Regions from separate parts of the Homo sapiens genome. Here region 2 is linked to region 1. The links are chromatin contacts, found by Hi-C in ENCODE. All regions are on one chromosome and are shown on one strand. Each heading gives the region's core, a stretch centred on a gene start or an enhancer-like site at or near the end of the contact. The rest is flanking DNA. Distances are from core to core; before and after follow the strand shown. Region 1 has its middle 250 kb from the start of LINC01753. Region 2 overlaps LOC124904186 (a long non-coding RNA gene).

Region 1 (4,626 bases), core at 657-3,156:
TCCCCTTGGCTGATGCCTTTTACATAGCCAGCTCTGCAGAAAATGAAATACAGCTCACTTGTTGCCAAGTGCTTCTTATCAGATACAGACCCAGACAGACACAGTCTGGCTTGGCTGTCCACGTGATTTATTCCTCCAGTTTAGAAGAAAGCGCCAGGTGATATCTGAGCTGTGGCAGCAGCCAGCTGGCTCCCAACACATTCCAGGTATAAAAATAGTTTACAAGGAGCACCAAGCTCCAATAACTCTTACTTCAGACTCTAGGAACACTAAGACAGCCTGGAAAGTTTTGGCAAACTCAGTTCCTGCCTTGAATCCTCTGGGTTCTCATTTTGTGAGGCAGAACAGTGCCAATGGAGGCAGACTGCTGAGTGCACTTAGGATGTGGGTACTGGGAAGTTCCAGGGGTCAGACCTGATCACAGCATTCTTCCAAGGAGCAGAGGTGCACAGATTTGGGCAACACACAGTATTGGAGTTGCACGGACCTGGATTTAAGTTCTTCATGCATCTTGTACTAATGACCTAACCTTAGTCTCTCTATGTTTCACCCTCTTAAAAGTATATCTAAAACCTAGTTCATGGGCTTATTCTGAACAGTGACAAAATGATATGTTATAAAGCATCTAATATAATGCCAGGCATATTCTTGAATGAATATTGTTAGTGTCAAAGAGAAACATAAACTTCCAATTGTTGAGGATGTTTCAGGCACCATGACAAGTGCTAGGAAAATAAATATATCAAAATATGCTTCTGACCTCAAGGAATTTCAGTAACATGGATACGAAATTATTGTTCTGATAGAAACTCTGTCACATTCCAGCTAGGTGACCTTGGATGAATCATTCCACTTTTGTGGGTCTCCGTTTTCTCTAAAATAGAGAAAATTGTACCTAATTCATAGCATTGCAGTGATGACTAAATGAGATGGCGCAGGACAAGATGCCTGGTACAGGGCTGCCATTTATGAAGTGTGTCTCATTACATCACGAGCTCTGATCTGGCCTATTTGCCTTCATGTTTCCAAGGGCCACTCCCCAGAGGAGACTCCTAAACACCCTGAAACCTTAGAGAGCTTTGCCCAGCCTCCTTGGCCATTTGACCCTGCTTCATACTTTATAGGCCATGTTAAGGAAAAAGATTGAAATTACAGTGGACCTGGAGCCAGGAAACCCCATGTTGAAGCCCTTGATTTGCCACTTTGAGGCTTAGAAAAATTAGAGTGCTACATAGTTATCGTTTCTGCATTTATCAGGGGAAGAGATTTGGAGTCAGGCAGCTTACTGTACTGGCTCCGCTCTTACTATGTGACATCTGATGGATGAGTCTCTCTTCGAAGCCTCGGCTTCCTCATTTGTGCAATCTCTCTAGGCTACCCCTGCTTCATGGGAGTATTGTTGTATTCAGTGTTAGCATGTTTTCAATATAATTAGTACAGTACCTGGCACAGAGTACATGGTTAATACATTTTCTTTATTATTATCGAATATTTTTATAATTCAAGACAAACTTAGAGGTATACAATAAAAATAGAGCTATAAGATGAAGAAATTAGTACTCAGAGAGGTAACTAATTTATTGTGATGTTTCATATATATCATTTCAATGCAGGACACCTAAGAAGCACTCAATATATATTTGTTCTATCCTTCTCCAGATATATGTCATTTTTAGTCCATGTATCACTTTTGAGATGCTTTGCTTTTTTAACATTTTTAGTCTGAATTTTTTTTTCCCTAAGGAGCTGAAATCCTCTCCCTGTGGATAAAAGTTATTTTTTCTGACTGGGAAGCTTCAGGCAAGATATTCATTGGCGAAAGTTACAAAGGAAGCAAGATGTGTGCTTGTTATGATCGTGAATCAGGCCTGGGGATCCAGGGCCCAGATTACTTGGCATCATGTCACACTCCAGGCCACTCATAGCTTTGTTATTGCTTTTGGTGATTCTTGTAGAGGGAATGAGTGAGTCCCTTGCACTGACACGCACATGTGCAAGCTCCTAATCACTCACATCCTCTCCTAATGACAGCTGATCATCGTGGAAAGCTGGAGGGCTCCAGGGAGAGGGGCTCCAGTGGAGTGCCTCTCTCGGCCCCAAAACAGACTATATGGACGCGGTGACTCACGGCTCAAAATGTAGTGAGAGATAACGCCAGGGTCTGCTTGGCTACTGCAGATGATCTTGGAAACTATGAAGCCTGAAGATAGATCACATTTCTGGGCTTTCAAAAGAACTCTGAAACCCTCTAAATTTAGATTGGGCTCTCTCCTGGGATCGGTCATCTTAGAGAGATGTCATTTCATTAGGAAAACCTGAATTGAAATCATCATAGCTCATCATGCTGTGAATTCATATGCCCCTGGCCCATGGAGCTCAGCCAGCAAGGCCTCCAGTTCACTTGCAGAGTTATTTTCCAGACCAAGCTCTAATCATCCTCAAACTGCTTAAAAGGTGCTAATAATTTTCAAGTGCCTCTCATGTCCTCTGTAGGCTTTCTGTTCAGTCTCTTGGTTAACCCTCTCTACACCATCACTAGGTAGACACTATTGTTCCCACTTTGCAATGAGTTTAAAAAGACTCTCATTGTTTAAGTGACTTGCCCAAGACCTCACAGGGGCAGAACCAGGAAGTGAACCTTGGTTGGTCTGACTCTAGAATCTCCTCCTTTTCACTCTATCGCATGGGACAGAGTTGTGGTCCTGCCTCCTTCCCAAGATTTCTGCACCCCATGTGTCATTGTTAGATCCTCTGCTAACTTTAGATTCCAGTAAGATAGCCCTGTTCCTGACACACTGTAGATACACAAACAAAATTTAACTGAAATGAAAATGTGATGAAGTGCGTGACATTGGGCAGGACCCAGGTTTTTCTATTCATAAAGTGAGGAGGTTGATGAGATGGTTGATGAGAGTTGTATGCTTTAGGGCAGTGGTTCTCAATACAGACTACACATTTGAATTTCTTGGGGAGCTTTTCAAAAACACCAATACCCACATATTTTTCTAGAAGTTTTGGTTTAATCAATTTGGAGAGGGTCCTAGATGTAGTATTTTATAAAAATGTACCAGTGATTCTAACAGGCCGGCAGGATTGAGAAGTACTGATTTAGAGTTCCCCAACCCTTCTATTCTTGCACCTTGTTGGTAAAAGTGATTGACTCATTGCTACAGTCAACTCTGTTCTATCTTACCACTGTCACATCTAATCTCACAAAATTTTCCATCTCCAGTATTTGGTCCAATCTTCCCTTTTTCTCTCTCTCCTGCTCATCCCTAACCCAAGATCATTATTCTTCTGCACTATCACAGTAGCCACTTTAGTGGGCACTGGTGGTTGTCCATTTATTATTCACGTCCCTCTTCTTGTTCTTAATTGAAACTTGATTTTTTGTAAGCATTAATCTCTCTTACACATGACTCAGGAGAAACTACCATCACCTCCAGTGGTCTAGTAACACCACTCTGGGCATGGGATATCCCCAGCAAATAGTATTAGATTTGGATTAGGCTTATGACCTAAGTAGCCTAATTAGATTGAAGGGAGGATAAGATTCTCCCTCTTTTCTGCTGCATATAAGCAAGGAAGCATATAGACTAGAATGCCTCTGGTAGCCGTGCTGTGACTATGAAGAGAAACAGCTTTAGGCTGACATGGATTGGAGATATGTGTGTATGTATAATTATATATATATGTGTGTGTGTGTGTGCACGCGTGTGTGTGTAGTGACTGTACTTAATATAGTTTCTGGCACATATTAGACATGCAATAAATATATGATGAACTATGAATGAATGAGTGAATGCGCTTATCTCACTGGAATCAAGTCAATCTGGGTCTCAGTATGCTCTAGAACAGGAGTTTGTTGGCAAACTTTTCCTGCAAAGGGACAGTTTGTATATATTTTAGGCTTTGCAGACCACAGAGTCTCTGTTGCAACTACTCAACTCTGTGGTTGTAAAGCAAAAGCAGCCATAGACAATATGCAAATGATGAGGAGGGCTGCATTCCAAAAAGACTTTATCTATAAAACTAGACAGTGGGCCTGATGTGGCCTATGGGCTGCATGTTTGCTGACCTTTGGTATAGGGGGGAAAGAAGTTTGGACCAGGTTAGGGATGACAATTCTTGGCCTACCTGCAGGCCCTCTGGCTCCCATGACAGACATCCCTAATCAATCATGCCCCCTTTTCATGCTGAGGCTGCATTCTCTCTCCCACACCTCAACCTAGCCCTAATCAATCAATCAGAGTTGGTATGCTGAATGCAATCCTTTGCCATCTTTATCGAGATAGTACTTTTAGTTTCTTACAAAAGCTGTGGTTTGGAGCTCACAGAACGGGGTTTTAGACCTGGGTTTTCCATTCACGTGCTGTGTCACATTATCCCAGATATTTTCTCTGTGTCTCAGACATTTCTAATGTTGAGTTTTGCTGACAGACCTGAGAGATTACCTAGGTAAAGATTCCATAAAAAGGCCTGCCTGGTTTTAACTCTCCCTGTTGCTTTGTGGTTAATTAGGCAAGGAACAATAATTTAAGCCAGTTGTGATAATAGAGCTTTGGAACCTAAGCTCGTGTTTTTTCCTTTGCACCTTGCTGAGTTATTAAGGGCAGACCATGGCTT
Region 2 (4,626 bases), core at 745-3,244, 560 kb after region 1:
CCGTACTGATATGGTGCTAGGTGGGTGTGTGATTTAATGTGTTAATGAGCATATAATGAGGTCCTAGGTGAAAACTAGATCAATTCCAGTGCCATGTTTTGTCCAGTCGGTCTTAGCCAGCTTGGTCCACACCCTGGTTTTTCACAGTCTTATCAGCCTGTAGCTTCTGCAGCTATTTTAACAGTTTCCTTTTGCTAGTCATGTGAAACTGCTGCCTGGAATTTTCTATTCTCCTGCGACCACCCTGTATTATTCCTGTCTCATTTTCCCCACTGCAGAGATTTCCATCCCTTTATTCTTAAGGGTCAATGAGGGAGAATGTTAGTCTTCTGTATCTACTTCCTGCTGATTAGGGGTGATGGCCCTGCCTAGTGAGGGCATGGAAATCTCTGTCTGCCTGGTTTATGTGTTCCCAGCAGGGGTCATCAAAAGAGTCTGAATCCAAGGCAGCAGTTAATTGGAATCCTTGCATGACCATCATTTTGACATGGAACTGTTGCGACCTAGAAGACACAAACTACAAGGAAGCTAAACAAACAAGGACCAAAGATTAGTAGGAATAAGATAGCTATTAAAGGTCCCAGGAAGTTAGGAACCATGTTACACTTGGTAGGTACCCTTTGATGGAGTCCCAAATGGCTTGAGTAGTTGGGGTTATTGAAATTATGTAGCCAGATAGCCTGTTGGTAAATCTTTTGAACTTGCAGTTCAGCTAACCCTGATTGTTAATATAAGAACAGCAGGTATGGTTTATTACGTGCAAACCCCTCCTAGCAGTTCATGCTCTGGCTCTGCTAGGGCCTCATACAATGGCTTAGTAATAAGCCCAAATCCTGGGATCCAAATCCTGCAAAATCCTGCCATACCCAGGAACGTTCTGAGCTGCCTCTTTATTTATGGATGTTTCACCTTTAAGATAGCCTCCTTTCTGAATGGGTAGCTTTTAAAGTCCCATTCGAACTTTAAGAATTTCTAAATCTATGAGTGTAAGGAATTTCTCTTTTAACACGTATATTCCTGAGCATATTTTGCTCAGGCAAATATTTTAGTAAAGGGAAAAGAGGGAAAAAGTTGGGAGTGAGTGCCCACATCTCTCTCTTGTCTTCACCTCATCTTTGCCTACACCCCAGTCCCACTCAGAAACTGTGTTTGTTTCTCAAACATGTTATGCTCCCTCACCTCCAGGGTTTTACACATATTATTTCTTGTCCCTGAATTACTCTTCCTGGATTATTCTTCAACTAGCTAATTTCCTTTCATTCTTTAGATCTTAGCTAAGTGATAAACTTCTCTGACAAGTCTTCCCTGCCACCTGTCACCTCCATCTTCACGACCCCCACCAAGTCTGGATGGAGGGCCTTTCACACAGCATCTCATAACTCTCTGGGCTTCCCTCACTACAGCCCTCATCACACTATATTTTACTTGTCACTTTACAGGCCAATGTTTCCAACTAGACTGTCAGGGCCATATCTATCTGTTTCAAGGCTCAATAATTCTTTGTTGAATGAACAACAAGGTGAATTCAATCTAAAGGGTTATGGAAATACCTTTTAAAAGTACTAAAAATTCACAGGTGCAGACCTCTTCTTTAAACTGTGGCAGCCCCAAGGATGTCACATGTATTTCCCACTTTGCTTTGCCCCCATCCTCATTGATGGACATATGCTCCATATTGGCCTTGGTGCCTGCAGCTTGTGATTCATGCTGAAAGCACATCTGAAACCCTCATCTTTATAGCTCTTTTCTGAGAAAATTACCCAATCTGGCAATCTGTCTGGCCCCAAGGATACTTGACAGATCAAATTGAACCAGGCCAGATGGAAGCGGGAAATGAACTCCACCATCAAATTGTCCAATGCCTGAAAAATGTTGGCTTTGAAACAATGCAGGTCTTCTCATGCATTTCCTAGAATCAGAGGAAGGTGTTCTCTGCTGCGTCAAGGCAGTGAGGCCTCTGTGTTCCTGACTGAGGCCCCCAAGTGAGCTCCGTGTCCACAGCAGAGCTCCCTGCCAGGTGGAGTGTCACAGCTGTGGAATCAGAGAAGTTGTGCAAGAGGAGAAGGAAGTTTTCCAACTCAGCAAAAGAACAAGTCTTGGAGACCAAGCTCAGGGAGAGTGGGAATCGAAAACAAGGCCAAGAATTATGAAATAATGTACACGTGGCAAAAACTAAGGCTCTTTAGTAACTGCAAGATCTAGAGGGAAGTGAATGAGCAGAAAGTTGGGAGGAAGAATGAGAGTGGTCAGGAACACACAAGGAATTGCAGTGCTTTCTTACAACCTGGCATTTGTTGCGAAGTTTTCTACAGAGTTAAATTGTATGTTAATGTATTCACCAATCATTTATGCAGCTTTTGTGCTTAGCATAACTCTCTGGATCTGCACTGCTACCCTAGGTTCTATTATTATTCCCATTTTAGAAATGAGAAAATTAAACTTCAAAGAGGCCCTCAAGTGGTCAGGTCAGGCTTTATGCCCAGGACCTGTGTTATCCAAAGCCCCTGTTCTGGATTTGAGCCTGCCCTGAATTATCTTATAAGCTGAGCAATCCTGAGCAGTCTCTTTCCTCACATGCAAAATGAGAGTGTTATAACCAATGAGATAATTGATATTAAATGATTTCAACTATAAAGCACTATGCAAATTTGAGTTGCATGTATTTGTTTATTTGCTTGCTTGCTTGTTTATACACTATTTTATTTCACAATGAGGCCTGAGTGAGACCACACACGGTAAAATAACACTGTATGATAATTTGAATATTCATGCAAATAGAAGTACAGAGCAGATACGATTTTCTGCCTCACAAATCTTCATGCAGAGTCTATGCACACAAACAAACATAATGACTCCAACATGCAATGCAGAATAAAACATGCTGCATGGCCTCAAGAATCTCAGATTCTACAAGAGAAAACAGAGCAATAAACAGGCCTTTTTAATAGTACATTCAGCGCTGTTGAAAAGAAAAACACAGCAACTTGCAACTTTGGGGACTGTGACAGGACATCTAACCCAAGAAAGCACCCCTGGGATTTCTGAGCTGTTTCCTGAAAAATGGACTGGGTTACAAGGCTAAGCCTGGACGTGAAAGAGGAGCAGCGTATTCACACCCAGGGCAAGAGGGTGTGCTGGCTGGCAGGGCTGTGGAACTGAAAATAATTGGCCTGACTGAAACTTAAGTTATAGAGGCAGGTAGGATATATATGATAAAGTTACCTGACCTGAAATAATCCCTGGCTCTGCTCACAGATGTCCCCATTCCAGAACACACTGAAACATAGTGGGGTCTTCCAGAGCCTGATGCCTCACTCAGATCTAGTCACTTTTCTAGTTGCTCCTATGTGTACATCAACCTTAGCAACCTCTTACCTACACCACATCTCATTTCTCTTATAAGCAAAGACAAGATACCTAAGGTTTAATTAGGCTATGCCCATTTCTCTTGTTTCTTGGGAAGCTTAATGCCTAATGGTTCAGGTGTTAGGTTCTGGAGTCAAACTATCCCATCATCAAAGTCTGACCTTGGCAATTACTTGCTGCATAACACTGGGCAAATCACTTATTGTTTCATGCCTCAGTTTCCTCATCTGTAAAAATGGGACAATAATATCACCTACCACTTAAGGTTTGTGTGAAAATTAAATGGAAAAATGCATGTAAGGGACTTAGAACAATGCCTCACACATAGCAATTACTCAATAAGTGTTATTACTTCACAAATTAACTTCTATAATACCGGACACTTTATTTCTTATTTCAATTATATCCTATGACTGGGTTCATTAGCATAAAGAGTGAGAATGAGAGAAAATATACATAAGAATCATTGATTAACGTGGGGAAAGAACACAGAGCCCAAAAGCCCAGACCATAAAGTCTCACTTGCTGCGATGGTACAGTTTCAAGTGTGACTTCCAGTTTCCTGGCAGCCAAAGCACAAAGGAGAGCCAATCCATAATTATTTCCCCAGGATAATTCTAAAAGAATTTCTTCCATGGGCTTCACACAGGAGGCACTGTGTGATATAGTCAACAATATTCACAATGGTGTCCCAATGAGGGACAGAGGCCATGAAGACACAACGCAGCTTGATTCTGCACAGTTCACTGATCTTCGGATGGCTCCGTTTGATTCCAAAAGGGAACCTCAAGCATCCAGAGGGGCGAATGGACTGTTTACCTTCCAAGATCCTTTGGAAAGACCACATCCCTCAGCCAGTACTGTGAGGTAAGGATAGGTGGAGAGAAATGAAAACCCTGCTCCCCAGTGTGAGCCTGGAGTGGATGAGGTCTTGAGTGATGGTTAAGGGTTTTAAAGTAAATATTTTTACCAATGTTGCTCCAGCAGTAGTGTATGACCAAAATGAAATGGGGAAAGCAGTTAGGAAAGGGTTGTACTTACCTAGGTAAGGGATGCGGACCGAAACCAGGCTGTGTCTATGGAGACAGTTGCCAGGAGATGGAACTGCCTCATGCAACCTGCTTCATGGCTACAGTTTGAAAAGGTCTCCACTGGGTTCACACTTGGAAACAGCTGGCAGAGACAGTGAATGAACGGGCTCAGAGAAGAGGATTCAGTCAGCAGGAGACTGCGTTAGAGCCTCTGGAATTAAGACAGCCA

Evidence for each region. Hi-C counts contacts between places; a loop is a spot of excess contacts on that map. Pooled maps may share reads with other maps.
Region 2: a map of gastrocnemius medialis shows a loop between it and region 1 (2.5-fold over the local background). The contact joins two enhancer-like sites. A Hi-C loop is called at or near these places in 2 of 168 maps with a recorded cell type or tissue (gastrocnemius medialis and psoas muscle) and 1 of 50 pooled maps.

Annotation. Positions count from the first base shown.
Region 1 is chr1:55,694,430-55,699,055 of GRCh38, forward strand. No RefSeq gene overlaps it. Among named protein-coding and RNA genes, the nearest start is that of LINC01753, 250 kb to the right of the region's middle. Within about 2 kb of position 1,907, at least 8 of the 41 ENCODE cell types and tissues checked have a DNase peak (open chromatin) inside an H3K27ac peak, as active enhancers do; they include gastrocnemius medialis and psoas muscle, where a contact is called at or near this core.
Region 2 is chr1:56,253,962-56,258,587 of GRCh38, forward strand. The region is part of intron 1 of LOC124904186 (a long non-coding RNA gene); the gene reads right to left. Among named protein-coding and RNA genes, the nearest start is that of LINC01767, 160 kb to the right of the region's middle. Within about 2 kb of position 1,995, at least 17 of the 41 ENCODE cell types and tissues checked have a DNase peak (open chromatin) inside an H3K27ac peak, as active enhancers do; they include gastrocnemius medialis and psoas muscle, where a contact is called at or near this core.